2 separate regions of the Mus musculus genome follow, and region 1 is linked to region 2. A link is a loop called in an ENCODE intact Hi-C map of the cell type or tissue named here. Cell type or tissue: heart. All regions are shown on one strand. Links, peaks and the distances in the headings refer to the core of each region. The heading gives the core; the rest is flanking DNA. Region 1 holds the start of Gm34418 (a long non-coding RNA gene). Region 2 overlaps Tk1 (thymidine kinase 1).

Region 1 (15,474 bases), core at 4,535-7,034, 350 kb before region 2:
CACTAGCACTGAGTGAGAGGTTTTGCTCTTAGAGCCTGCTTCCAGTGACACACTTCCTCCAACAAGGCCACACCTCCTAACCCTCCCCACACAGCTTCACTCACAGGGGACCAAGTATTCAGATGTCTAAGACTAAGGGGGCTATCTCATTCAAACCACCACATGAAGTGGAATTTTCTGCTTGTGAGCCACCATGTGGTTGCTGGGAACTAAACTCAGGACCTCTGGAGGAGCAGTCAGTGCTCTTAACCACTGAACCATCTCTCTAGCCTGAGAGGATGTTTTGCTGAGAACAGACACGTAGTGTTTTTCTAGAAGCTGCCTGGTGATAGGGCAGGTGATGATTTGCTGGAGCGGATGCTTGAGTGGACACGTGATGTTTGGAAAGGGTGTAAGTTAACCCTACAGACAGTGAACAATACTCTGGCCACTCTTTGCTGGTCTTCTTTGGGCTTTGCTGGCGCTGGTCTTCGCTGATGATGCTATGGCGTTGGCTTGCTTTGCCTTCTTTGCTGATCGTGACTTCATAGAGAGAAACACATCAAAGAACTTCTCCTGATATTCCGGTGGCTTCTTTCCGCTGACTTGGACCAATTGGCAGAACCTCTCTGTTTCTTTCCGATTGAACTGCCATTGCTGATTCGTGAGTGGTGGTTGCCAGGGGATCAAGCTACTGCTGTTGATTTCTGTGAGCTGAGCTGCCGATATCCTGACAATGAAGATTGGAATCGCCCCCCAAGGAACTAGGTCTAAACAGGTCCACATTTCCCTTGGCCCTATTAACATTTCCTTTCCACTCCCTTTGGTGGGAGGTGGGCTAGAAGGGAGGTTGAAGCATTTAAGATCCCTTACTAAAATAGATTTTGAAAGATCTAAGTCTATAAGCACAAGTCTCAACTTGACTGGATCAAGATGTGTACTTCCACAGACAACTGGTAAGCGGATGGTGACTGAGGAATGAGGAGGTCACGTCCTGCATGTAGACAACGCCATCCAACAGGCTGGCAGGCAGGTGAAGGAAGGTGGAGAAGGAAGAAGGGAGCTTGTGCACATGCAAGCCACACACACACACACACACACACACACACACACACACACACCACACACCACACACACACACACACACACACACACCACACACACACACACACACACACACACACACACATGTATCTGTAGCTGCTGTCAATCACTGATGTCAGACTCCAGCTCCTCTTTCAACATGGCGACTCCCGGAGGAGCTCCCAGATCGTCCACACCCAACAGAACCACGGAGCACCTGGCTCTCCAGACTCAGCACCTGCTGTTCTCTGTATCTCTGCTTGCAGATGGCTGTTACTGGACTTCTCGGTAGCCAGCCTTCTCAGGAGAGCTGCATCTCCAGGACCATTCAGAGAAAATGAGTGGGCATACCAACCACACCGGAATGAGGCAGATGGACAGATGTAGCGCCAGCTCAAGGCCAATGCTGTTCCACCAATAAGCATAGAAGGGAAGGGCTGGAGGGATGGCTCAGCTGAGTGAATACTACTCTTGCTGAGAGCCCAGTCCCAGACCCCACAACTTCAGGGGACCCAGCACCCTCTACTGGCCTCTGTGGATACCTCATGGGCATGTACATACCCACACACAGACACATAATTTACAATAATAAAAAAATAAATCCTAATAAAGGGAAAGAAAAGAGCAAAAGTTATGTAGAATATTTTCTACATAATTCTACTGTGAAGCCTAATGTTAGCAAGGGTGAAGGTGACAAAGGAGGGCCCTGAGGAAAGGGAGAAAGGAAAGAAGAAGAAGCAAGAAGATAAAACAAAAACAAGATATTTTGAAAAGTGAAATATAAACATGTTTTAAAAAAGAATTGGAGTGTCTTGATTCTGGGTCGCAGGTTGTGGTAAGTGGAATAGTGGGCTCTAGTCTGCTGTGGCTCGCTCTGTTCCTACTGCTTATGCCTGAGCTGTGCAGGCAGAGGGCTGTGCCAGCCAGGGGCGTGTCTGCAGGGGGGCGTGTCTGAAGAGGGGCGTGTTTTCTTTGGAAGCTTCGCCATTCTGTGTTCTGACACCTCCCAATCCTGAAGACCAGATCTGAGTTCAGAGAGCTTTTAGTCCCTTCCGGCAGCAAACTAAAGGGTCCTGGGAGGCAGCACCAGAGGCTGAGCGATCCGCCAGACAGTGGCTCGCAGCTGAAGCCCCACAGTAACCCACAGGCTTGGTCCTTCTCACAGAGAACCGGCCACGGACTATGAAGCCCTCCTTGCTTAGGGTTCCTCTCAGGGTGATGCCTGGAGCAACATGGTGGTTCCTGGGAGACACTTCCCTATCTTGGAGACTCCAATAGCAGACTGAGAAAGGACAGAGAGGCCGGGAAGTTCTCAGGAACAGGAGAAGAAAAGGGAACCTCTCACCCAGCGATCTGGTTGAAACCTGTTGACAAAGCAACAAGGACTCCAGTACAACTACCACTGCTAAGTATCCCTCCCAGCCTTAAACCTGCAGTTTTCCAGAAACTCCGTTTACAGGGAAAAGAGGCAGACTGAACCTCTCTTGCGAGCCTAGTGAATCTTGGCATTTCCTTCTTGGACTGCAGTGTCCTCCAGCCCAAGAGACACCTTGGCTAGCTTACTGAATGAGAGAGAAAAGGAAAGATGGGATTTCTGAGCATAACTTGAGAGCTATTACAATGCTATGCTCTCCCTCCCTCCTCTTCCCCTCCCTCCCCTCCCCTTCCCTCCCCACACTTCCCCGTCCCACCACCTTCTTTCTTCCTCTCTCCCTCCCCACTCTCCCCCTCCCCCCTGCTCCCCTCCCCCTCCCTCCTCTCTCCCTCCCCTCTCTCTTCCCCCTCCCCCTTTCTTTCATCAGAGTAGAGTCTCTCCTTTTTCACTCTGATTCTTCCCATTCATGTAGTCACACAAACACTTCCAGCTCCCACCCTCCCTTGGAAGCCCTCTTTTCTTGTTCTTATGAAACCACTAATACCACCATAGGGGCTCCATTGTCATGACAGTGTCTAACCCCAATCACCGCCTACCCACACCTGCAGATGACATCACCGCATGGTTTTGAGGAACAGATCCCCGACATGTGAAAGAGCAACACATCAGAACACAGCAGGGAGGCAGACATCAGCTCTGCAGCCCTGGCCTCTGCTCACCAAGGGCCCTGACCCTGCTCCTGTCTGTCCTGAGTCACACCCATGGGGGCCAAAAACCAGGAGAGCTGATCCTCTAGTGTTCCTGGGACAGGCGACAGAGAGCTGACCCTTCCTCTTCTGAGGCAGGAGTTTCCTGAGTTTCACCCCAGTGGCATGGGGAGATGCCCTAGAGGAAAATGGGTCCCTGTGCCTGGGCTCTGACCATCTTCATGGCCATGCACCAGATATCTGGTCTGAGCAAGCAGATGGGGCTGTGAACACAGAGTATTATAACTTTAGTTTTTTTCAAAGCCCCCCCCCCTTTTTTTTTGTTTTTTCAAACAATGGTTCTTAAATGCTTTAACCTCCCTTCTAGCCCACCACCCACCAGAGGCAATGGAAACGAGAGGATATGGAGCAGAAGGGAGGTGGGAAGTGGACCTGTTTAGAGATGGTTCTTTGGAACAAATCCCATCTGTGTTGTCAGGAAATCAGCAGTTCAGTTTACAGGCCAGCAGCAGCAGCTCAGTCCACTTGCAAACACTTCCCAGATACATCAGCAGTCTACAGGGATAGCCAGGCCTCAGCCAAATCAGCACAAGTCAGCAGGAGGGACTCCAGGAAAAGTTCTCAGCTGCTGCTCTCTCCCAAAGAAGCGAAGATCAGCGAAGACTCAAGACCAACAAGCATTGCCCAGCCAGCTCTTTAAGCAAGCCTGAAGCTCAGCTCAGCCCAGCCAAGCCAAGCCCAGCCAGCTCCCATCACTGTCCACCAAGTCCTATTTATAATTCCCTCAAACTTCACGTGTCCTCCACGGGTCTTGCTTCACCAAGTGTCTTGCCTCAGCCCGTGTGTCTGTCTCAGTTGACATCGCTCTGCCCGTGTCCCGGAAAGCAGCAAGAAGCCATAGCACACCACTAGAAGGTTTTTTTGGTGCATTTCTCTCTATGGAGCCCTGACAAATGGAGCTCAACTATGCACTGTAAGACGGACCAATACATGCATGTCGTAAGTGAAGAATCCTTCATCACGTGTCCTTTCACATGCTTCCTTTAGCAGAACATCCTTTCACCTGTGTTTGCTTCGGCGAAATGTTCCTTTGTGTGTTTGCCCCAGCAAGACACCATCCAACACAACTGACTTTTCAAAGAACCCTTAAGTTTCCACTTCAAAACACAGTGGGCTGTTGAGCTCTGGGTGAAGAAAGTTACAGAAGTAATGGGGCAGGTCCTTCCCAGCCCTGAGCCTATCACTTCTGCAGGCTGTGTGTGCTCAGAAAACCATGCAGCTGAGATGGAGCTCAGGGAGAGGTCCTGGTGTGAACTGACTGCTGCTTTGGGGATACTGCTCCAAGAAGCCTCCACATCACTCCTAACCCAGGGAGCCAGGCCACGTGCAGAACATTTCCCTCTCTCCCCACTGCCTCTGAGCAGGAACATGAGGCGGCACCATGATCGCTAGCCTATCGCAGGCCATTTCCTGGGCCTTTGATCAACCTCAGTGGGGAAACCTCTAGGATACAGAAAAGGGCATCCAAACCCCCAGTTCCGTAGTCAACTCTCATTTCAATCAAGAGGCCCCAAGTTCACAGATTTAGATTCTTGGGAGCTGTGGTTTTTTTCTTCTTAAAAAATTGAGCTGCTGCCTTGCCTCTTTGAGGCCCCAGGAGTCTGAACAGAGATGGTTTCCAAATGGGTGGAGAGAAAGCGCCTGTGCCAAGCCCGAGGGACCTGGCTTTGGGATGGCTGATCTGCCATGTTCATCCCTGGATGGCTGTGAGCCAGGTATCTTCTGGCCAGGAAAGCCTCTGCCCTGAGCATCCTTCTGGCCCCAAGCCAGACCTAGAGCCCCTCCCTATTTGATGGCTAATGCTAAAGACTGGGCCAGGAAGTAGGCAGATCGCTTTTTGAGTTTTCCTTGGTTATCCTCTCAGGACACCCACTCAGCCTCCGTCCGTCCTATGGCTGATGGGGAACCTCCTCAAACCCTGAGGGATCCAGAGCCTTTTATTCTAGGGGTGCTGTGGGTAGAGGCATTTCCAGCTGCCCTCACTCCCTGGGCCCATCTTCTGCTGTTGTTCTTGCTGTGTTGATTTGCATGCCATTTTGCTTGTGGTCTCCATGGCAACCACCACCAAATGGCCTAGGGATAATGGAGGGGCTCTGGGTAGGGGAGGGGGAAGCCTCATGAGTGGTTTTGACTTCAAAAAAAAAAAAGAAAGAAAAGAAAACAGTGATTCCGCAGCGCAGCGTGCCTGGCAGAGGGGCAGCCCTTCCCCCGCCTGCAATCCCTCAGCGCCCCTCACCCAAGGCTTCTTTCTAACTTGTGAGGGGGAGGGAGGCAGTATCCTGGAACAGGAGTCCTTGCATCTGGCTTCAGAACAATGGGAAGAATCAGGGAAAGCAGTGGCGGCCAGAGGAGGGAACCCTTGGGGGCAACCAGCGCCTTCTGGAACCATCTGCAGCTTCCAGAACAAATCTCCAGCCGGCAGCTCTCCTGCTCCGGCCATCTTTGCTCTCCCTCTTGCCAGGTCCCTCCACCCTTCCCAAATCTCCTCTCCACAAGGAAAGAGAGAAAAATAGAAGCATGACTTCATGTCTCAGGGCCTGGCTCCTGGGTGGAGGATCTAGAGGAGTTTAATTGTTCGCATATGTCCAGCTCTAGCCCTTCACAAAATGTGTTCAGGGCCGTGAGCTGCAGCGGTTGAAAAGCTGGGGAGATAGCACGGGGATTGTTGGGCTTAAAGATGAGCAGACTACAGCTCAGGGCTGTGAGTGCGGCACAAAGAGGGGGACCCAGGCCAGCTCTATGGAGGGCTGGAAACCAGCCTCCGATTTATGTTCGATGCACTTAAGTGGACCGAGCTTTCTTCTCTTCATCCATTCCGTGCGTTTCTCAAGCTAACTTCTCTCCTGCTGCCAAGGCTCTGTGGGTGCTGGAGGTGAGCTCCTGCCTCCCTCCGACCCATAGCCCCGTAGAGCTTGGCCCTGTTGCTGCCTGAGGCCAGTGGCTGGCCTGACGCCATCTCCTTGCTCTCTGAGTCGCTCTGCTCTTTCATGGCTCTTCTCTCCTTCCAAGGTGCAGCGGTTCCTTGAAACATCCGGATCATCCAATAAACATCTTTACAACAAGAGACCACACCTGCCCCAGACAACAGGAAGCCCCACAGGACAGCTGACCCATGATAGTCACTAAGAACCGTGGGAGCTGAGGCTACCCCCTTCCCCACCCCCCCACCCCCCCACCCCCCCACCCCCCACCCCCCACCCCCAGCATAGAAGCAGTCATCTCTTGGATGGATCTGGAGTCATGGAAAGTTTTTTACCTGCTTCCCCAGGGTGGCGCTGCTTGGCTCTGGGTTGGATGTATTGGGGCAGGTGGCTGAGCCTCACTTGTTTGGACTTTGGGGAGCAGAGACTAACAATGAACTGGTAACAACCAACCGCACAGTGCAAATGCAGCACACTGCCTAACATAAGACAGAGGGAACCACAACACATGGCTTGCGGAGCTGGGCGAGCACACACTGCTATTCCTTCATGAGAGGATAAACTGGGGTCCAAGAGAGTCTAAGCGGGCTCAACCCCCAGCACCACATGAACTGGGCATAAAGTAATTATGGCAGCACAGGTCTATATTCCCAGCACTGGAAAATAGAGGCAGGAGGAGCAGAAGTTATAGGCTGCTATCCTCGGCTACAATCAAGTTCAAGGCCAGCCTGGGATACATGATTAATCCTTGACACAGCAACAAATGGAATCCTAAGAAATACACAAGGCAGAGAGGAGGGAGGGACAGAGCAGGTGGGATAAACAGCAAGGACAAGGCAAGATGTCGGACATGAGCCCCACCCCAGAGACAGCCCATTAAACAGGAACAGTCAAAACCCTCCAGCTGAAAACCAGAGATCAGGAGCTGGGGAAGTGGCTCTTCAAGCTCGAGGACCAGGGTTCAGATCCCAGGTAGGGCATGATGGCCTGCCCAGAGATCCTGGAGCAAACCGCTAGGAGAGAATGTGGCATTGACCCTATGCACAGCTGTGCTCCAAGCTCCCTGAAAATGGAAGCTTTGCTCGGCTGAGCAACCCCAGGGCATTGGACAGCTGCTACCATGCTCCTAGAGAGGCTCTGTAATGTCCCTGGATTGACATCCCTATGTAAGTGTGCATATGTGCACGTGTTTCATTGCCCAGGGCTCAATACGAATGATATATGGGGATTTAGGTGGCAGTTGGAACAACTGAAGAAAATGGTTGTGATACCAAAGCAGTGAGGTCTGTGTGCATGCACACGTGTGTGTTTATGTATGCACATGCGTGCACACACATATGTTCACATGTGTGTTCACAGGTGTATGTTCATGTGTGTGTGTGAATGTGTGCACACATGTATGTTCGTATGTGTGTTCACAGGTGTATGCTCATGTATGTGTGTGTGAATGTGTGTACACGTGTGTTTATGTATGCACATGAGTGCACACCTGTATGTTCCCATGTGTGTTCATGGGTGTGTATGTGAATGTGTATGGCACTCAGAAGACAACCTTGGCTGTCATTCCTTGGGTGCTGTCACCTTGTTTGTTGCCCTGAAACCCAATGAGCAGGCTAGCTGGCTGGCCTGTCCCCAGGAGCCTCCCTGTCCCCATCTCCCCAGCCCTGGGAGTACAAGCAGGGGCCACCATATCTGGCTTGTATGTGTATTCTTCAGATTGAACTCAGGTCCCATGCTTGTCGGGCAACTGTTTTGCCATCTCCACAAGGCCAAGAAGTTTTCCTGAAGTGTAGAAGCAGCTAAGCTGCTGAGCTGTGGAGCTTCTGAGCCACACACACACACGAACACACATGGAAACATACATGTGTGCACACATATGCATACATAAACACATGTGTGCACACAGAGCCTGCTGAGTTAAAGCTCTGGCCAGCAACGTGCTTTAACAATGGTGACACCAGAGGGCAGGGAGTAGCTGAAGGTACTTGCCACCAAGCCTAATGACCTGGCTTTGACCCCCTAGAGAATTGACTCCCGTAGTTGTTCTCGGATGTCCACACATGTGCTATGGCACACTTGTGCCCCCCCCCAACATACAAATAAGTAAACATAAAAATAGCGTTTGAAATTTAGATGCTGGGGAGGTGGACAGTTTAGGGATTAAGAACACTTGCTGCTCTTACAGAGGACCCGAATTTGGTTCCTAGCACCCAAAAGGTAGCTTACAGCCAGTTCTATGGGATCTGATGTCCTTATCTGGTTTCCACAAGAAATAGGTTCACACCTGGTACACAGACATACATTCAGGCAAAGTACTCATACACATAAAATATATAAATCCTTTTAAAATTAATTAATCTTAAAAAAATATCAGTGATACCCCTTCCACCTGCACAAGTAGGAGCAGGCGCCCTGGCCACTGGGTCTACTGAGCAGTCAGGGAGGCCGGCCCAGTGCAAAGGAGGAGTTCCAGCTGTAATTTCTTCTTCCTCCCAGTTTCTCTGCGTTAATTACCTCCGGTGTGGCTTCTGACTTCTGCAGAGGAGCTGGGCTTTCCCCAGAATCCCCGAGAGAGGTGGGCCTGGTCTCTTGTTGCAGGAGGCACCTGATAAAATCCAGCAGTGGGGCCTCATTGTCCCGTTGTCCCGTTTGCCGATCTGGCAGGTGCAGAATCGCCCGGGGTGAGGCGACCTCCCAACAGCCAGCTTTGCCCATCTCCCACCCAAAACCCGGGGCGCGGCACGTGGCATCAGTCGCTTGGCACGGCCCACCTCTCTTGTTTGCCAGTTCCCTCCACCACCTCCCTTCTTCCTAATTAACTCCACGGCAGCAAGTCTGTGTTCCTCTGCCCGGGCAACGAGCCAGCATCCTGGCATGCGCCTGCCTGCGGGCTGGAGATGAGCGCCCCACACACAGCCTGGAGCCACCCCCAAACTTCAGCAGCAAGGACCCTCTCCAACCTCAGGTCTGGGTGGCAGGGGTGCCCCTGGCTGGCTGGGTGACAAGACAGGCCCGAGGCACTAGATTTTGTGTGTTAGTTAGGAAGCACTGAGAAATTGCTGTTTGGGTTCTGGCTCCTCCTCCTGCGAGGAAGGTGCTGGGGATTCTTCGATCATGGGCAGATCTGGCAGTGAGCCCAAGAGGAAGTGCTGGGGGGGGGGGCGGGGGGAGGTGCTGAGGGGGAGGAGTAGCTGAGGGGGAGGAGTAGCTGAGGGGGAGGAGCTGCGGAGGAGGAGGAGCTGGCGAGGTGGAAGAGCTGAGGAGAAGGGGAAGAAGGATTCGGATTCTCTTAGGCCTTGTACGAACTGTGATAGGCACCCACAGAGACTAAAGCTAGGAGCTAGGAGCGGGGAGAGCACCCGATGATCGTCCCCAGTCCTCTCCAGTCCTCCCACCTGCTCAGCCTCGGGTTGCCTCTCTATGCACTGAAGAAAGGCAGGCAGCTCTTCCCTGGACGCCCAAGCTGACATTGTAACCCTGAGATCTGGATAGCAGCCTGGGAATCTGCATGGCTCCCACCGCCTGGAACCTCTCAGCCAGCCAGTGGTCAGGTCACCAGACGGAGTCCCTTTCCACTTCCACCTCGGGGTATACATAGGTCAAAAGGCCCAGAGACAAGAGAGGGACAGATGTAGACAGCCATTTAGAATATAAAAGAAAATTAACAGGGTGTCCCAAGTCACCATGCATCTCTCAGTCAGGCAAAGGAGCTGTGAGGCAGAGGAAGACTCCTGGAGCCCCTCTTCTTTATTCCCCAGCCCGGAGAGAAGAGGGGGGGGGGCTCTAGTCGCACCTGGTCACCCCACCCCTCTCCTCTCCTGTCAGTCAGCATATCCATAGGGGAACTTAGCGCAAAGAAGGCCTTCTGATGTTTGTTTTTAAAAAAAGGAGGGAGGGATGGGAGGACGGAAGGGAGACTGACAGACGGACAGAGGACTGGAACGGGGAGGGAAGAGGGAAAGAGATGAGAAGGAAGGAGAAGGGGAGGGGGTGGGAGGAGAATAAGACAGAAAGGGTGAAGGAGGAGAAAGAGAAGCAGGAATAGAGGAATTAGGAAGGGAAGAAAGAGGCAAAAGAGAAGAGAAAGAAGAAAGATTAGAGGGAGGGAGGGAAGCTGGAAGGAATCATTTTATTTTATTTTATTTTATTTTATTTTATTTTATTTTATTTTATTTTATTTTTTTAGACACTCAGAAGGAACAGTAAAAACCCTGAGCTGAAAGCTTGTCCCATCTCTCCGGTAGCTCCTGTCAACCTCCCTCCAGGCTTCTCGCTCCAGTACAGTGAGGGCAGGCCCTGGCGCAGGTACATGAGCTCCAAGCTCTGCCATGCTGGGATCTGCCTCCCAGACGCCAGCGTCATCCCGTGCACTGCAGCTCAGCCTCCTTCCCGGCTTCCCACAGAAGAGGAGCTGGCTGGCTGAGCATCCAGCACTGCCTCGTGCAGGCAAGACTCATCCGTAATGACAGGAAAGGATGTCTGCCCATGCTGGAAGCCACCTGGGACCCCAGAGCTTGCCGCACACTCTGTCATAAAATATCTTGTCACCCCGGCAAGTATCATCTCTGACAAAATATTTCTGGATACAAAAACAAGAGGCCTATTGATTTTTTTTTCACGAGGTCACACCACCTTGTGGGTGGCCCTGTGTAGCTCAGTTGTCATGGATTCTGTCCCTGAATGCCCACTGGGACCAGGGTGGCTGCTGACCCAGCGAGCCCCCATCCTAGTGATGGTTGCTCTGGAGCTAGCACCAGCATGGATATCCTTGTTTCTTTTGTGTTGCTGTGATAAAATACCCTAAATAAAAGCTTCTTGGTGGTAGGGGAGGGTGGGGGGGGGGGAGGAAGTGCTTATTTTAGCACTTAATTCCAGGTTTCGATGCACCACTCTGGGGAAGTCACAGTAGAGGCACTTTAAGACAGATGGTCTCCGGTTGCATCCACAGGCAAGAGCAGAGGAAAACAAATGCGCGATTGATTATGCTTAGACTCCTCTCTGCTCTTACACAGTCAAGGACCCACTGCCTAGGGAATGGGGTCATCCACAGTGGGCTGTGTCCTCCCACACCAATTAAGACAGTCTCCCAGAGACAATCACAGGCCCATCTGATCTAGACCATCCCTCACTGAGACACCCTTCCCAAGCATCATAGATCGTGTCAAGCTGGCAATCAAAAGCAATTATCATAGTTTCCCAGCCTGGAAGCAGCACAGGCAGGTGACAGCTCAGACACCCGAGAGAAGACCCGAGTGTCCATTTCAGGAGTCTGTACATCCCCCTTAGGAAATCTATTACAGCAGAAATGTATGTCTACTGTCTGGGTCTACGTAGACCTGAGGGGGATATGTCTGCTGTCTAGTTCTACGTAGACTCAAGGTGGGGCTTTCTCAGCACCCCTTACCCTACCCCCATGGGTCCTTCACTTGATAGGGAGAGTCTGTGTAGGGCTTGAGTCTAGCGAATTTGACACTGATGTGTCTGGCTCCAGCAGTGGTCATCTGCAGGACCTGGAGCCTAATCTTTTTCTCTCAGCCTTAATCCACTCTTGGTAAAATGATCATGACAACCCCTCAATGGGATATCAAGACTTGTATCTGGTGGTTGCCCCGGTTCCTATCGTGGAATATCAACATTCTCAGAAACTACTACTGAGTGGTGGGGCAGGGCCTGTGCTAATAGAGAGGCCAGTGGCAGGCTACAGGCAGCTCTGGGATAAGGCTGTCCTTGAAAGCAGAGACACAAGACTAGGGGGTGGGGACTTCAAGTCCATCCAGGACCCAGAGAAAGCTGTAGGACTGGAGGTGGAGGTCGAATCTGTTACTTGACATCACAGAGCCCCCTGAAAGTTCTCTAGAATATTTTATTCCTTACCTTACTAGATGCGTGACTCAGAAATATTTTCTCCCAGTCCATGAGCTATCTTTGTGCTTTGTGGATTGTGTCCCACCCTCTGCCGCCCAGTGGGGAAGAATCAAGCTAGAGCCTCAGGCATACAGAACAAAATGCTCTACCCGGAGCCACCAACCAGTGCGTCCTAGCTAGGCTCTGAGGATTTGACCTGGCTGGGAGCTATCTATATAAGGGAGTAAAGAAAGGACAGGCAGACATATGGACACACAGACAACACTGGGATTGGGTAGACCGGGATCTTGGATGGAGAAGCTGCGGCACCCCCAAAGCTCAGACTGTTTATTATGTACAGCTACATGGGGAGGTGGATTATTGCACACAACTGAACAAGGAGGCAGGGTTAGCTAAGGTCTGGGAGCACGCTCTTTGGGGGAAGCAGTTTTTAGACTAAATATCTGGATGGGGATGCAGGAGGAAAGCTGTGCGGATATTTTCTATACGTTCTCAACATTCTCTCAGACCAGGGGGGTGGGTCTGACATTTGTCCTGGGTCTAAGGCACTGGGGACTGTGACATGACCACACCCATGTCAACAACACACATTCACTCAGCCTACACAGACCAGCCTTGATTCAAGGTGATCCTGACTTCATGGGGAGAAGGCATGAAAGCTGGGTGTTTAGGACCACTATGACTCCCTCTGAATGTTGTATATACATACTTAAACAACTCATACACATGTCATTTCTCAATTCCCATGAGTCTCTCATGAATTATGGAGCACTTGAGTGTCAGGAGACACCACCCCACAACTCTGTACCTAGCTGGTCAGAGGTAGGCATGGCTTAGGAACTCCTGGCTGATGAGAGTAGCTGAGAAATGTGTGTGTGTGTGTGTGTGTGTGTGTGTGTGTGTGTTTGATGGTTTTTACAAATGCCTTTTCAGTCTGACAAGAGAAAGCCAAACACCGACTTCACCCTGGTCTCTAGCTGGTGGGAGCACCTCGGGAAGTCTGCAGAATCTCTACCTCTACTCCATCATCTACGTGAGGACAAGACCAGACACGGCACTTTCAAGGTGGTCTTATGCTCTGATGCCTACCATTGGTCATGCCAAACTATATCTGAAAAATGTGCCTATGCAATTTTTCTTTTCCTTTTGAGACAGGGTTTCTCATGGTCTCCAGAGTGGACTTGTCACATAGCTGAAGATGACCTTGAACTTCTGATGCCTTCCAAGTGCGGGTATTACAGGCCAGCTTATGTGGTGCTGCGGATAAAAGCCAGGGCTTCATGCATGCTGGGCAAGTACCTGACCAACTGAGACACATCCCCAGCCCGTCCTTACCACCGGAATATGTCCTGTGGTGCTATGTGCTGTGACATGAACAGAGTCTTAGCTCAAAGAAGAGCTCTTCCTTGAGGGAAAAACCAAATTCCACAGTGCTCTCTGGGTCTAATATTGCCTGAGCACCCCCTCTCCGAGGGCCAGCTCTGTCCTCAACACTCATAATAGCCAGGGACCAAGGAGCCAGGAACTAAGCCCAGCTCTCCAGTGCCTTCTACTCTGAGGCTGGTCATCCCAGCTTGACTTTGAAAGTCCATGCAAGTTGCCCAAGACCAAGTCCAGCCCTGAGAGGGAGGCACAACCAGTTGTGAGATGCCTGATGTGGGTGTTGGGAACTGACCTCTGGTCCTCCACAAAAACAGCAAGCCTTCTTTCCTGCTGAGCCAGCTCTCTAGCCCCAGTTCTTATTTAGCTATGAACTAATCAAGCAGCCTTCTCACAGACTATAGAACCTCATGCCCAGTGAGCCAGGAGAAAAAAAACACATTGCCAAGTGGCCAACATTGGTGTCTGAGATTCGGCTCTTGTGATTCCTAATTGACTTAACTACAGATCTGGAAACAACCAAGACACATTCCTCGGGTGTGCTTGTGAGGATGCTTCCTGGAAAGATTGGATGAGGTAGGAAAACCCTCCTCGCCAATGCCCAGATATAAAAGGTCTGCGGAACAAACTGTCCTGCCTGCCTTTGCTGCTTCCTGGTGGGGACATCTACCACTAGGCACCAGGGCTGCCATGGTTGCTACCACCTCCCTTGCCGCTAGACTCTAGTTTCTTTGGGTTCCAATATGGACTGAAGATCAGCGACTCCCAGGACGCTTGCAGGCCTCTAGCACAGGATTGAGACTGTTGAAGTATTCAACCTCACTGAGCTTCTTCTGCACTCAGATGAGCATTGTTGGTCTGCCCAGTCCTTGCTGGTTAATCTTACTAGTAAATCCCCTTTTATAGATGGGTAGGAAAGTAGCTGGGTAGATGTGAATATGAATTCTATCAGCTCTGTTCCCTGGTACACATCGCTGCCCAGGAGCCAAACACTCGACTCTAATCCCAAACCCACCCATTTTTTTAATCTGCTTACTCAGTTTGAGCACAATGAGGCTCATTTGGTTTTATAGCCTATACTATTCATAGTTGAAACTGAATGGGGTAGATCTTCACCCTGCAGCCACTATGGGCACAACTATAACAGAATGCCGAGTGGGGACAGAGGGCCAGAAGAATAGCCTCTGGAACTTGGAGAAGGGGTAGGAATGATTTATGATCTCAGAATTCACCAAAGTTGAAACAGACATCAGCTTTCCATCAGTGGAAAATGCTCAGGCCTGGATTAGCATCCTGAGCATGTATCTTCCTTAGAAACTTCTATTCCCTCCCTTTTTCCTGAATACTTTATAAGCCTGAGCATGTCTAAGAATGTGAGTTTCCTGTGTTATGTCCCGCTCTGCCTAGACTGGCCCAACAGTGGCGCCAGTCTTTCACTATTCCCTCAGTGACTTTCTAGAGTCCAGGAAAGTTGATGGCGGTAGGAGTAGGGGCAGGTGCAGTACAGCAATTTCTTCCCAGTTGTAACATTCCATCCTGTAGAGAAACTCCTTAAGATTCAGGAAATAAGCAACTCACAAGTCTCAGGAAGTCCCTGAAACTTACAAGTTTCACAAAGCCCTTCCCTGCCCAAGGTTAAATAGGTGGTAAGAATTGCTAAGGAGAGGAGTTCTACATGTTGTGCAGAGAAATTCAAGGTTCTACCTTTCATGAGTCTCACCCATGCTAGAATGGGCTTTGGGTGATGCAGCTGATTTTGAGTCCTCCATGTTTCTATATGTAACCCAAATAAATTCATTGTCTCATCATAAGAGTCCTGTCTTGTTGGATCTCAGCTGCAGCAGTACAGCCTCTAGAAACCTGTTCTAAGGAATTCTCCCTCTCCTTAAGCCTCAGAACCTTCCCCAGCCCTGGCTCCCTCTGCTGCCCTGGCTTTGCTCAGAATGGTCTCTTGGCACCTTCCTCTCTAATTCCATCCATGCTTTGCTCCACCCATGTGTGGTGCTTCCTCCACCACTTGTGGGTCCCCACTAGTTCTCCCTTTGGCTAACTCCTGCCCACTTCCCCTCAACCTTATTTGGATGGATCACAGATGAGAATGTCC
Region 2 (14,793 bases), core at 12,281-14,780:
CAGGGTGTTGGGGTGAGGGTTAGATGAAACACTGAGTTTCACCTCCGTGATTTTGTGTCCCATCCTATTTAAAACTCATTCAAATGGGAGGTGGTTATCAGCATTGAGGCAGCTGAGGCAGGATTGTCATGAATTTCAGGCCAGCCTGAACTTGAGTGAGATCCTGTCTTTTTTATTTCTCTTTACTTATTTTTATTTTGTATGTATGTTTGCCTGCATGTATGAAGGTACACCAACCACGTGCATGCCTGGTATTCAGAAGGTGGTTGGTTATCTTGTCCTCTGGAATTGGAGTCACAGGTGGTGATGAGCTAACATGAGGGTCTCCAGGTCCTCTGCAAGAGCAGTCAGTGCTCTTAACTGATGAGCCATCTCTCCAGCCTGAGATTCTATCTTAAAACAGCCAATAAGGACAGGTGTGGTGGTACAGGCCTTGAATCCCAGCATTCTATTCTGGAGGCAGAGGCAGGTTCTCTGAATTCCAGGACAGCTAGCTAATGGCATCCTGTCTCAGAGAAAGAAAGGAAAACCCTGAAACTTACAGATGCACACACGACCTCGCGGGCTGGAGACGTACGTAGGTCAGTGGGGTGAGCTTACCAACAAGTGTGAAGCCCTAGGTTCCAGTTGCCAGCGAGCAGGATGGGGTAGGGTTGGGAGGAGTCCAAGCAGGCATGCCAACACATGATTATCCCAGCATTGGGAGGTGGAGGCAGGAGGCAGGATCATTTTGAATTACAACTAAATGAAACTCCTTCACCCAAAACAAACAGAAAACCAAACCAACACCCCCTCCAAAAGAAACCCAAATCTTATTCAAAATGGAGATGGACGGATTCTTTTTTTAAAGACTTTATGTCTGTGAGTCCACTGTTGCTGTCTTCAGACACCAGAAGAGGGCATCAGATCTCATTACAGATGGTTGTGAGCCACCATGTGGGTGCTGGGAATTGAACTCAGAACCTCAGGAAGAGCAGTCAGTGCTCTTAACCGCTGAGCCATCTCTCCAGCCCAGGTGGATTCTTCTTTGTTCTTAGTCACAACCCTAAGTAAGGTCACTCTGTAGTCAGGCAGCTAGGGGGGTCACCTCGTCTCGTAATAAATAGCCCATTCTGTCCCCAGCCCCTTGTGGTCAGGAACTGCTTTGATGATACCCTGGCCACAGTCTGCCTGTCACCTCAGCCCCACAAAGCCAGAAGGGGTTGAAACAGCAGTCTCAGATGGGGACATCAGCAGAAAGACAAGAGACATCCTGATGTCCTGCTAGGATCCCCCTCTCTAGGCCCTCAGGGGGTCTGTACAGGCAATGGCCAACAGGCGTCTGCCACTGCCCATGGCATCTCCTCTCCCCCAGGTCTTGGCCTTGATCGTGTTCTCCTGCATCTTCGGCGAGGGCTACACCAACATTCACACATCTGATCAACTATACTGTGTGTTCAACCAGAATGAGGATGCCTGCCGCTACGGCAGCGCCATCGGGGTGCTGGCCTTCCTGGCCTCAGCCTTCTTCCTTGTGGTCGATGCCTTCTTCTCCCAGATAAGCAATGCCACTGACCGAAAGTACCTGGTCATTGGCGACCTGCTCTTCTCAGGTATGCCTGTGGCACTGCTATACCAGGGCTTCGGTACTGTTGGGAGGGGGTGCTGACAGCAGCTGAGGGCCATGAAACTCACCTGAGGCTTCTCCTAGGTCCTCCTGTTCCCTGGGATGGCACACAGGCTTTCTGACTTCAGAAATCAGGGGTGTTGGGGCATAAGAAACACAGTATCAGGTTTCCCGACTCATCAACCCCACCAAGTAGCTGACCCCCTTAGCCCTCACATCCCTCTGTGTCTATAGGTTACACAGCCTACGGCCCTGGGGAGAGTCATTCTCTGTCCCTCCTGGACCCTGGGGATCCAGGCTGTCCCTAGGGCCAACTCTCTCCCTTATTTCCCTAGCTCTCTGGACCTTCCTGTGGTTTGTTGGTTTCTGCTTCCTGACCAACCAGTGGGCAGCCACCAAACCTCAAGATGTCCGGGTGGGTGCGGACTCAGCTCGGGCAGCCATCACCTTCAGCTTCTTCTCCATCTTTTCCTGGGTAGGTGGACGGGGAGGGCAGTTTGGAGGTTTGGGTGTGGACTGAGGTCCCCTGCTGTGCCCATACCTTGGGTCTCCTCCACCTGCCCACAGGGTGTGCTGGCTTCCCTGGCCTACCAGCGCTACAAGGCTGGAGTGGATGCCTTCATTCAGAACTACGTGGATCCCACCCCGGATCCCAACACAGCCTATGCCTCCTACCCTAGTGCCTCCGTGGAAAACTACCAGCAGCCGCCCTTCACCCAGAATGTGGAGACTACTGAGGGCTACCAGCCTCCCCCTGTGTACTGAGCAGCCAGGGACAAGAAGGCAGGGAAGGGGTGGTTGGGAGAGGGCCGCCCCTCTACCCTGGACTTCTCTCAAGGGTTGCTACTCACAATGTAGTCCCTTGCCTGTTACAGTTGACAGCCAAAGAGTCCACGCCTTTCTGCCTCCCAGCTGCAGACAGAGCACACCTGAAGTGCCCATGCCCAGCTGGGCTTCGCCGCCGCCCACCCAATCCTCAAGGGCATTTTTGAGATGGTTTTGACTAGATCTTTTTATCCCCCACCATAGTACTGTAGATAGGACCCAGGGCTTGGATTTGCTTAACCAGCGCAGCCATCCAGCTGTGTGCCCAGCTCCTTGTTGCTTTTAGTAACCCCGATCCCCTTCTCAGAGAGCCAGAAGCAGGTGCCTGTTAGTGCTACCATGTTTTTGACCCATGCTAGTTTCTCCACTGGGAGCCCCAACTCTTTCCCCAAAGCCAAGCTTGGGGATCCTCGTGCCTGTCTCCCCACGTCCTCACTCAGGTTCAGGAGCCAGCTCTCTGCTGTGTCTTCTGGGGTCACCACTGTGCCAATTGTCCCCAGGCTGCCTGCCAACCGTGGGACAGGCAGAGGGACAAGATGCCACTTCCTTCTTTCTCCCGCTCCTGGCAGGAGGGACAGGATTTGCCTGGAGATAACACCCAGCTTTATGTAAATACTACCAAGCAGCGGTTAGATACTAGTGGGGAGGGCAGGAACCCCTGCACTGAATGTATTGGAGACTGGTGGGGATGGCCCTGCCCTCAGATTCTATAGACTAGTTTGGAGATGGAATAAACGGTTTTTCTCAGCGTGTTGTGCTGGGTGGCGCCTCAGGCTAGGGGTGGAGATACACTTTGGAAGGTATTGCTTTGAGACAAGGCCTCAAACTTACAGAGCCAAGGATGACCCACCCTCTGACTTCCCCCAAGTGCTTGGTTTCAAACCCTGGACTTCATGCCAGGCAACTAAGTCAGCTTCCAGCCTTTCAAAGGTAACATAACCCAGGCTTCAACTTGAGACAAACCTCCTGCCTCACCCTGGTTCTAGTTCTACACCATGACTCACTTTGTAGACCAGGCTGGCCTCAAACTCAGAAATCCACCTGCCTCTGCCTCCCAAGTGCTGAGATCAAAGGTGTGCACCACCACTGCCCGGCTTACACCATGTTTTTTGTTGTTTTGTTTTAGACAGGGTCTTACTGTGTAGCTCTGGCTGTCCTGGAACTCAGAGACCCACTTGGCTCTGCCCCTTGAGTGCTGGGTAAAGCTTAGACCATCATGCCCAGCTAGATGTTTTTTGAACTTGGGGTGGCAGCTTCCCCAGTGGGGTCTCATTCTTCATGCTGCCTTCCACTGCATCCTAAAATAGCTACCACGTCAGCTTGTAAAATGGATTGTTCTGGATAGCTTGCCAGGGTTCTGCTGCCTGCCAGGGCCCCTGGGTGCTGCCCCTCTGAGGTTGACTCTGGCCCCTCTTGACACCTTCCAGGGACCTGGCAGGCAGTGGACCCATCTCTCAGGAAGCAGCATAACCCTGAGGTAACTCTTGTGCAATGACAAGGCTGTCGATGGTGGCCGGCGGTGTCTTTCAAAATCTGAAGCATAAGCTAACAGCCCGGCTCTGAACTGTGGGCCTCCTCTGCAGAACATGCATTAAGCAGTTAATGAGTTAGATGGCAGGCAAGCTGGGCACAGCACCAGCGGCACACTGGCACCTTAGACCCAGGTCTCTAGTCCTCAAGGGTGTCACCCCACCCACTTTCCAAGGCCTATCTGAGTATCTGAGCTGTTTTCTCAACTCAAGCTATCAAATGTCTGTCTCATAAAACCTGACCACCCCCTAACCCCCATGCCAGCTAGAAACACCATCTCCTGACTCTCTAGCAGGTTCTTTGCCATTTTTTGTCACGAAACCAACCAGATAGAAATGTGGGGGACTGTTCTTCTTGGGCTGTGGTGAGACCATTGGTACTACAAAACACATTTCTACCCCCAAGTCATGTGGGTGCCGGTTGCAAGTTAGGGAAACCCAGGCTAAGGAGAAACACGTTCTCATTAGTAGTAAACTTTAATATTGTTCATTTTGCACAAGAAAAGTGGCTCACTAAGAGCTGAGGTTCTGAGGAGAGAATGTTTAGGCATAAATGGGGGAGCTGTGAGAGGCCTGGAGCCTTGGTGAGGGTGGGGCTCTGAGACTGAAACCCAGCCACCAACAAGGAAGAAACTAGCCCCACCAGTGTCACAATGCTGGACAGCTCTGTCCTCACCTTTGGCTGAACACGGGACCGCTAGCCACCAGGCAGGGTCTGGGCTCCAGTCTGCATTGAGGCATCTTGGCAATCAAGAAGGGAACTGAAAACGGCTTCAGCGAGTGGCAGCCTGTTCAAGGTACATTGTCCATTAGGAATGGCAGGCCCGCGCTCCCCCTGCTCTCTGAGAGTCCAACCTGGGTAGGAGCTGGCAGGCCTCAGGTCCCCTCAGTTGGCAGAGTTGTATTGTAGGACTTGCTGAGAGGCAAAGAGCTTCCTGACAACCAAGGCCTCTCCCGGCTGCCCCAGCACCAGACAGTTCTTGTTGTCTGAGCCAGCAGTCTGGGCTGAAGACTTCTTAAAGTAGCACAGGCGGCACACGGAGTGATACTTGTCGGCTCCGCCAATCACCTCCACCTGGTGGGAGGGAGATGTGAGGGCGGGACTCAGAAGCCGGAGCCTAAGCCCACCCCACTCCTTGGGCAGAAGTGTGTGTGTGTGTGTGTGTGTGTGTGTGTATACCTCTTTCTCCAGGCCCAATCACCTCCACCTGGTGGGAGGGAGATGTGAGGGTGGGACTCAGAAGCCAGAGCCTAAGCCCACCCCACTCCTTGGGCAGAAGTAAGTGTGTGTGTGTGTGTGTGTGTGTGTGTGTGTGTGTGTTGTGTGTGTGTGTGTGTGTGTGTGTGTGTGTGTGTGTGTGTGTGTGTGTGTGTGTGTGTACCTCTTTCTCCAGGCCCAGCCTCTTCGTGTAGGCAGCTTCTCGGAAGCACTCCATGCACACAGCGGTGAGCTTCACCACACTCTCCGCCAGGGGCACCAGGTTCAAGATGCTGCCGAAAGCCTGCACGGAAGACAGCAGGTGTGTGCGGTCAGTTAGCCAGGCACCTCCCTCCTCTGCCTGTGTTCACATGTGTATGTGTGTGGGGGCCAGAGAGCAACGTCAGGAGCTGTGCCTCTGCACTGTCTACCTTGGTGCTTTTGGAAACGGTCTCTCACTGGCTTGGGGCTTGCAGTGTAGACTAGATCAGCTTGCCAGTAAGCCGCTAAGATCTGCCTGTCTCTGTCTCCTGGTGATAGCATTTTAAAGAGTCCTGAGGATCTAACTCGAGCCTGTGTGCTTTGCAAGGCAAGCATGCTTCAGCTTGAGCTCTTCCCACCGCCAACGCTTCTCTTTTAAACCCCATGATTCAGGCTACATCATACTTTACTGATCCTGCTTTCTTGAGAGCCACACCCTCCTGCTCTCTACCCTTTGGCCAGTTCAGAGCACCCACTAGCCAATAGCTTCTATTCTGAACACACCTACTTCTGGGGAGACCTTGTATATTGTTTCCTGCCTCAGGATCCTCTGCCAAGCCAGAGTCAGACATCTTTACCTTCCTCTGGAAGGTCCCATCCAGCGCTGCCACAATTACTGTCTTGCCCTCGTTGGCCATCATTTCACAGAAATCCACAATGTCAGGAAACTGGGAAAAGTCCAGAGGATGAGGTGAGCTGCCCCAGGCAAGGGCCTCACGAAGACCGTGGGGGAGCTGAGCATGCAGGTAAGCCCAGAGCCGGAGACCAGACCACACCGCCAGTCCTGTTAAGACATCCCACCCACTTGCCCACTGCTACCCAGAGCTTGCCAGCAGGCTCCATCCAGCATCTGAGAGAGGCCTCTACACACCAGAGAGGCTGGAACAGCAGCTCTCAACTTGCAGGTCACGACCCCCGGGGGCTGAACGACCCTTTCTTTCACAGGGGTCACATATTAGATATTTGCATTATGATTCATAACAGCAGCAACATCATAGTTATTAAGTAGCAACAAAAATATATAGAATAGAGTTTATTTAGGCCATGAGGAGGGGAGTTGAGAGAGTAGCAGAGGCAGAGAAAAGCAGAAAGGAGAGAATAGAGACATGGGGGCCGACCATGACCATGTGGAGAGTGGGGGAAGGGAATGGGGAGCAAGGGGGTGAGAGGCAAGAGTGTAAGAAACAAAAATAATCTTCTGGCTGGGGTCACCACACGAGGAACTGTATTAAAGGTCTCAGTTAGGAAGGTTGAGAGCCACCAGGCTAGAACTTTCCCCTACAGTTCCTGGAAGGAAGCGGCCCTGCCAACACCAAGGGTCTCTTCCTTCCAGAACGGTCAGTGCACAAAGCTCTGGGCTTAAAGTCCTTGCTGACTTCTGTTAGGGCAGACTTAGAAGCTAAACACAGCTCATGTTTAAAATGGGCTTTCAGAGAGAGAACTCGGGGTGGACGGCAGGAAAGAGCACGTGCCACTCTTGCAAAGGACCCAGTTGCCAGGGCCACATGGTCACTTACAACCATATGTTAATTTCAGCTCCAGGGGCCCTGGTGACCTCTTCTGGCTTCTATGGACACTGCACACATTTGATAGACATACATATAAAAATAGCAAACACTCATACATTTCAGGAGCAGACCAGGTAGCTCAGTTGGTAGAAGAGAGCTTACCCAGTGTGCATGAAGCCTTGGGCTCCACCCCCAGCAATAAATGAACCAGACACAGTGTCCAACACCATAATACCAGTACTTTGAAGGTAGAAGGATTACAAAGTTCAAAGCTATGAGATCCTGTCCCAAAACATACAGGGCTGGGGAGATGGTTCAGCAGTTAAAAGTATGACTCGTTCCTATAGATTACCAGAATTCAATTCCCAGTACCCACATCAGATAGCTTAGCTCCAAGGGATCTAATATCCTCTTTTGGCCTCTGCAGGCACCCATAAACACGCACACGCACGCACGCTCTTCAGCCCCCATGGACGGGTGGAGGGAGAGCCTAAGTGAAAACCCAGAGAATAAGCACCATGAGGTTACACTGGCATTTTCCCACCAAGAAATCCCACGTGAGAGAGAATGGCTCTTGGCAATGAGATGTGCGAGGCAGGAGCAGGTTGGCAGGGATAGCTGCCCTCCGGGGTCACTCAGGCCGGCCAACCTTCAATAGCACAGTGTCTCCCTAGAATCAAGACCCAGGCTTCTCTCCCCTGCCCAGCAAGGCTGGGCATTTTCCTTAATAGTTCTTTACCTTCTTTGTTTGAGATAGGACTCTCACTGAATCTAGACCACAGCCATTCAGATGGGCGACAGGGAGCTCCAGGGACCCGCCTGCCTCTGCCTCCCTAGTACTGCGGTTATGGACACGTGGCTATACCCAGCATTTTACAGGGGTGCTAGGGACTCACGCCTGCAGAGCCAAGGCCTCACTGTTCTGTCTCCCCATCTCTTCCATCTTTTGCTTTTGATTGGTTATTACCGTGTAACCCAGGCTGGCCTGGTACTCAAAGCAATCTCCTGTCTCAGTGTTCGTGGAGCTGAGTGTGCAGGTCTGCCACCCTGCCTGGTTCCTCAGACCTTTTCTTGAGCACACTCCTGCTCCACGCCTTAGTGTTCTAGCCTTTCTCTTCGTCCCCAGTCCCTCCCAGTCTATCAACAGAGGTGAGCTGGAAGCTCCAGATTTGTCTCCAGACAGAGAATGCCACAGCCAAAGGGCAGAAACTTGGAATGAATGTGATTGGTCCCTGGACCCAGCCATCCCCACAATAGTCACAGCATGTGACATGGCCTGCTCTATAAAAACGCACATGTATAATTAGAAGCGTCCAGGCTGGGCTGGCACTCGTCAGAGTCCTGGCCCTGACTGAACATAATCTCTTGGGCCAACATCAGGCAAGGCACCCTGGCCAGCATGAATATAGACCCATTCCGCCGTCTCACCTGAGCATCGACAAAACAGGCACAGTTTATGCCAGAAGCAGCCAGACAGGCACTGCCCTCCCTCCAGGCTCCAACCCTTCTGCCAGAAGACCCACGGGAGCCCTCTCCTTCCCCCAACCCCCTCTCGGAATACCACTGCTCCATGACTAGTGTTTGCTCCGAGGCAGGTTTTAGAACCCACGATGTTGAACTGGCAGGGCATTCCCAGTAGTTCCTGGTTCAAAGACACTGATGTGACAAGCCTCCTCTTTCTGGTGTGCTCCTATTGTGTCCTAGATTGAGCCTGTCCTTACTGTGTCAAACAGAAAGGAAACACAAAGTCCCTGAAGATGCAAGCTTCTCTCTTGCCCAGAAGCCCGTGGGCCCTGGTGCTGGTGAATGAACACAGGGAAAGCTCTATATCCTCAGCTGTGGCTTCAGGGACCCTAAAGGACCCTCCACCCACTGTCTAAGGCAAGGACATGGAAGGAAGGGCAGCCCTTTTGTTTTGCAGTGGGGAGATCCTGAACTTAGTATAAAGAGCAGGTTCTAGAGACTGGGGCAGAAGCATGCAAGAACTGTGTTGTTTATATGAAGCTGGTGTGAGGGCCCATGACCGCAATCCCAGGACTCAGGGAGCTGAGTTCTAATCCAGCCCGGACCACAAAACAAGACCTATCTCAGAAATCAAAGTATCCACTAAATGAACTAGTTTTTCTTAATCATAAGGGGGAAGCATAGAAATAAATCTCTCTTATAGGCTAGGATGGGGAACAGGGCTGGAGCAACTGCTAGACTGGTGCCAGACCTGGGTACGAATCTACTGATCAGGAAGAGCTGAGAAAGGAAGGCAAGCCTAGGGAGTCGGCTGGGCCTCCGGGAACACCAGGAGAGCATAGCTAGTAAGCAGGCCACTGCGGCAGGCCTGAGGCGGGGAGCTGCACCCTAAGTCAACATCTCCACAGCCATCCTGCTCCAAGACTTACCTCTGAGGACAAAACAGATCTGGCACATCCTGGTGGATGGGCAGGTGCCAAGAGCACGGTTAGAGTGCCACAGCCGGAGCTGCCTCACTCTATCTGGGGGTTGAGGGCACACATAGGGCAGACTGGGACCCCTCCTCCATTAAACCCAAACAGCCTGGCTCCTTCCAGGGTAGAGCATGAGAGTGGGCGGCCAGAGAGCCACACAGAGTCCAACAGAAAGTCAGCAAGTGACATCGAGGCTCTGGCCCAAACCACAGGCCACCCGGGGCCATCATCCACCTTTGTGAACAAGCCACTTGCAGCCACAGGACAGTGAGGGATTCTTTTTCTTTTGTTTTGTTTTGTTTTCCAAGACAGGGTTTCTCTGTGTAGCCCTGGCTGTCCTGGAACTCACTTTGTAGACCAGGCTGTCCTCGAACTCAGAAATCCACCTGCTTCTGCCTCTGCCTCCCGAGTGCTGGGATTAAAGGCGTGCATCACCACGCCCGGCTGAGGGATTATTTATTGAGTGGTTTATTATGTTGCCACAGGTTGCATGCTTGGGACATATATGTTATCTTCGACAACTCTTTAAAATTTTTAAAAATTATGTGTATGTGTCTATGTAAGGTATGTGTGCGTGCATGTGTGTAGATGCCCGCACAGGCCAGGAGAGACCCTGAGCTGGGGTTAAAAGCAGCCCAATGCGGGTGCTGGGAACCAAAGTTGGGTCATTTGCACAGTAAGCAAGTGCTCTTAACACCCGAGCCTTCTCTCCAGCCCACTTCTTGTTTTTAAATGTCTATTACTATGTATGATGCATGGGGGTGGGCGCTCACATGTGGAGGTCAGAGGTCGACTCTGAGGAGGCGGATTCCTGCTTTTACCCTTTCATGAGTTCTAGGCTTAAACTCAGGTCGCCAGGCTGTGCAGCAAGCTCCTTTACCCACTGAGCCGTCTCACTGGCCCTATTTTTGGTTTGAGACGAGGTCTTACTCTATAGCTAAAGCTGGCTTTGAACTCCTGATCTTCCTCCTGCCTTAGTCTCCCAAGTACAGGGATCACAGCATTACCTTACCGTACATCAACAAATACTCTTGGAAACCTCTATGATGTTAAGTGTTAGAGGCCTCTGTCCTTGCTCTTCCTGGTGGACTGGAGACAGCCTGAAATTGGCAAAGAAGCGTGGCCAGTCCTTCCTGTTTACAGCCCCCCCCTGGAGCACAGGCTGATTCCAAACTGGCTAAATAGCCAATGATACTTTGAACCGATCCCCACCTCCATCTCTGGTGCTAGACTTATAGGCACTCCAGCATGTCTAGTTCATGCCATGCCGGGCTGGGCCCTGGGGCCTTGTGCTCACCAGGAAGGTGCTCTGCCAGCCCAGCTCGGTCCCCTATGGAAAGGCTTCTACATGGGAGTGAAGTTAAGACCACAAAAGACATAATTCCCACCCCAGTCAGAGGACGCCCAGGAAGCAAACACCACCTCCCAAACAGACCCTGAAACCAAAGCAAGGCTGGGATCAAAGGACCCAGCCACCACTGAGGCCAAGGCTAGAGCTCTCCCCCACAGCTACCTTGGCAAGGGGATCCGCACCCCAGTAAAGACAAGTTAATGACAGGGACTTCTGAGTCAGCAGGGCAGGAAGGGTCAGGGGTCAGGGTGAGGGTTATGCTGCAGGCTGACTTACAAACTGCCCCTCATCGATGCCAATGACGGCCACACCCAAGGACTCCTGGGTCACATCGCGGAGCATGCAGGCTGGCAATGCGTCCATGGTGTTCCTGGGAAGAGAAGGCCAAGAATGAGCAAGGGCAGAGACCAAGCACCCCGAGGACCCAGAGGCCCAGACAAGCGGCCTGAGGTGATCCATCAGTTTCTGTGGGGGAGCACTGGGGAATACAGGGACTTATTCAGAAAACCAGTTAAAAGACAAAGCAAAATAACTCATTTGAGACAGGGTCTCTCTGTAGACCAGACTGGCCCCATACTCTCTCTGCCTCTGCCCACCAAGTGCTAGAATTAAAGGTGTAAGTCACACATGGGGAAATGTTAAAAATGTAGCTGTATTTATTAGCAGTTTCCCTGCATATAGGTCTGTGTATTGTGTGCACATCTGGTGGCCTTAGAGTTTAGAAAAGGGTGTTAGATCCTCTGGAACTGGAGTCACTGATGGTTGTGAGCCATCAAATGTGCTGGGAACTGAACCTGGGTCCTTGACAAGAATAAGGACTCTTAGCCACAGAAGGCAGAGTGCGGTACCCAGGAAAGGAAAGCTGTCAGAGGCCCGTGGATCTGCCATGAGCAGCCCAAGGCGAGACGCATCCTGTTCTCAGTGTCTGGAATGGGGGTGGCCTTGGAAGCCAGGCAGCAGAGTGACCCTCTGGAACCCCTTCCAGTCACTGCCCTCCAGATTGGAGGACTCTCCACACCATGCGGCTGTCTGCTGGCAGAGCCAGGCTGAGAAGCCTCTGCTATAGGCCCCACTGGAGACCGCTTCCCGGCAAGGGAGAATCCACCCAGGCCTCTGAAGGCCAGCTTGGACACACTCCAGAACACCATTAAAGGATGCCGGGAACCTCTGCTCTAAGGAATGGAATGCTGGGCTGCACCCAGCGCCTTCTCCCTCTGGTTTCTGCCTCACTTTCAGAAACTAACTCAGAAAGCCGTTTCCCAAACCACAGACAAGCAGCATATAGTGGCATTCTTCCCAAGGAAAGCACCTCCTGGCCTACTTACTACCTCACCATCTTAAAATCTGGGAAGCTGGGTGTGGCCAACCACATCCGGAATCCTTGTATTTACATAGATCTGAAGGAGTTGTGGGCTGGGTGTGGGATTGCTAGCCTGTAATTCCAGGAGGAAGAGGAGGGAGGGTTACAAGTTATAACCCACCTATGCTACCTGAGACCTGCCTCAGTAAATGGGTTGAGAGATCATTTGTCATTCTTGCAGAGGACCTAGGTTCTACCCCCAGGAACCACATGGCAGCTGACAATTATCTATAATTCCTGTTCCAGGGAATCGGATGCTCTTTTCTGACCTCCCAGGGTACCAGACAAGCAAGTAGCGTGCAGATCTACATGCAAAAACCCTAAACAAATCAAAAACAGGATGGAGATGTCTGAATGTGTAAAGGGCTTGCTTTGAGAGCATACTGAGCCAGGTGTGGTGGGACATGTCATTGATCCCAGCGTTTGGCAGGCACAGTTGGATCTCTGTGAGTTCAAGGTCAACCTGGTCTACAGAGTGAATTCCAGGGCAACCAGAGGTCTGTAGAGAGTTCCTGTCTCAAAACAAAACAAAACAAAAAAAAGATATGGCCAATGAGTGTGGAACACAGATCTTATAACCCGAGGCTGTCCTCTGAACGCGGGTGTATGGTTACCTGTGTGCAAACACACACCTCCCTAAGAAACCAACCAAAGCTGGGCATGGTGGTGCACGCCTTTAATCCTAGCACTTGGGAGGCAGAGGCAGGAGGATTTCTGAGTTCAAGGCCAGCATGGTCTACAAAGTGAGTTCCAGGACAGCCAGGGCGACACAGAGAAACCCTGTCTCAGAAAAAAATAAAAGAAACCAACTAAAGAACACAACACAACACTCGGGCATCTTAAATTCTCTCTTCCCTCCCCTGGTAGAGGGGACCAGAGAGAGGACAGGCAACAAGCCAGCTGTGGCCACCACTCTAGGCACTGTTGCCTCCTCTGATTTCGGTCCTCCTGGATGCACATCCCGTCCTGAGCGCTGGCACCGTGGTTACAAAGACAGTTGTAAAGACCTCAGTACAGAGTCTGGCAGGAAGCCTGGCTTGAATCCCCAGGCCAACTCCCAAGTCCTGGTAGTTCTCGGCTCCACTTCCTGCTCCGCTTCAGAAACCTGCTCTACCCCAGGCTGCTCACCCTTGGCCCAGCTCCAGCAACCCCGAGAGGCACAAATTACTTTCTTGAACTCCTACCTACCCTTGGGCTCAGAGGGAAATGTCCAGTGGAAGGGCTGATAGATAGACAATTCAGAATGATGACGGCTACCTAATGGCAGAGAGCCAACTAAAGAGGGGGGGAAATATCTCTGGAGTCAAGAGGGCTGCAGCCTCTACCCAAGTGGGACCCAGGTTCTCCCAGCCTCCGTGGGTACAATGGACACTTGGGGACAGGTTATTCTAAGTAAGTTTTGAGCACTTATTCATATCCACTAGAGGCTAGCAGCAGTGTGCCCCGAGGCTTAGGGGTTTCCGAAGGGCAGGCTCAGGGGTAGGACTGACCGATCATGTGTGGAGAAGCTGTTGCTATAGCGCGTGTCTTTGGCATACTTGATGACCAGGCACTTGTACTGGGCGATCTGGAAGCGCCGGACTCTTCTCATCAGCTCTGTGCTGCAAGAATTAACCAGAGCACATGAGGCCCGAGCAAAAGGCGGGCTGCCACTACCACCTAGCGTCGGGCAGCCGGAACTGCAGCCGTTCACCCCATGCTGTTCTGAACAAAATTCAATTTTCATGAATGAACTTCAAAGTCTTTGACAGAATCACCAGAGAGCTTGCTTCTGGATCCCAGATCATGAGTTTGGCCCTCACCCTCGGGGCAAGGGACAAATTGAGGTGACACCAGACCATTCAGAAATAATGAGGTGCCTGGTATGGTGATGCACCCCAGCAGAGGCAAGCGGATCTCTGAGTTGGGCCACAAATAAAGACGCTGAGTTAAAAAAAAAAAAACAAAAACTAACCCCAAGATAAAGCAAAGAAAACCCAAGTAGTGTGTGTTTGTTATTCTGGGTGGGACTCCCAGAGTTTAGACCCTCACCTCAGAGTTAATTGGGCTCCAAGGCTTTAGGAGAGCTCGCATGGGGAATGAATGAGGAAACTGTCAGAGAAGGTGCCTAACTCCCAGGGGACACATGAGAGTTCGGTGGGCTCCTGGGTAATGTGGGCTGGGGTCTTCAATTGTACCCCCATGTGGTCCGCCTCAGCAAAGATAGGGTTCCCCAAGAGAAAAGGCTTGGGCAGGAGGATGGCAGCAATCCAGGAAATCGAATTTTGGGCGGGAATGTACACACAGAGGTCGAGCGCGTTTGCCGCCTAGTCAGAGGCTCCTGGGAAGATGGGGGAGGGGGGAGAGGAGAGCCAGGGCCTGCAGAGAGAGAGGCTGCAGAGAGAGAGGGAGGCCCACCGCCCCGAAGGCCCATTCATTACCTTTTCCCTGAGAACATGGGCCCGAGAATCACCTAGAAGAGAAGTCATTTAAGGGGTCTCCCCCTTGTACACCCCGCACCAGCCACCACCCGACCCCACTCCAGACCCCGCACCTGAATCTGCCCCCGAGTCTTGCTGGGGGAGCTGGGCAGCACGGTGGGCAGATTGATGTAGCTCATGGCTGCTGTGCAAACCTTAGTTAGCACCGAGAGTCCGTGGGTGGAAAAATTTCGACTTACTGCTCGCATTTGCCCGCGAACTCAAAAGGGGGCGGGACGAAGACAAGACTCGTCCCAC

Evidence for each region. A loop is a pair of places that touch in the nucleus more often than their neighbours do. Peaks named below come from ENCODE experiments on the same cell type or tissue, not always from the same donor. Only the 100,000 strongest peaks of a DNase experiment are listed, where the experiment ranks them.
Region 1: a loop joins it to region 2, with 2.3 times the contacts of the local background. A loop is called at or near these places in 3 of 42 quality-filtered maps.

Annotation. Positions count from the first base shown.
Region 1 is chr11:117,473,840-117,489,313 of GRCm38, forward strand. It overlaps Gm34418 (a long non-coding RNA gene), which reads right to left and starts at 9,213. Exons shown (of 2, transcript XR_389180.4): 1 at 8,640-9,213; 2 at 5,733-6,225. Gm11733 (predicted gene 11733) reads left to right here and starts at 10,529. Exons shown (of 3, transcript NR_130966.1): 1 at 10,529-10,677; 2 at 12,924-13,055; 3 at 13,146-15,175. In heart, for the core only: no CTCF peak of the experiment used is centred there; DNase peaks (open chromatin) are centred at 4,892 and 5,612; H3K4me3 peaks cover 965 bases; H3K27ac peaks cover 1,423 bases.
Region 2 is chr11:117,811,105-117,825,897 of GRCm38, forward strand. Tk1 (thymidine kinase 1) reads right to left here. Exons shown (of 7, transcript NM_009387.2): 1 at 14,610-14,793; 2 at 14,497-14,528; 3 at 13,567-13,677; 4 at 10,993-11,086; 5 at 5,998-6,087; 6 at 5,343-5,462; 7 at 4,415-5,035. The coding sequence starts at 14,675. The coding sequence ends at 4,847. It overlaps Syngr2 (synaptogyrin 2), which reads left to right. Exons shown (of 4, transcript NM_009304.2): 2 at 1,355-1,592; 3 at 1,942-2,081; 4 at 2,174-3,182. The coding sequence ends at 2,371. It also overlaps a transcript of Afmid not described here. Among named protein-coding and RNA genes, the nearest start is that of Afmid, 7.4 kb to the right of the region's middle. In heart, for the core only: a CTCF peak has its summit at 13,738; DNase peaks (open chromatin) are centred at 13,117, 13,637 and 14,447; H3K4me3 peaks cover 1,906 bases; H3K27ac peaks cover 1,691 bases.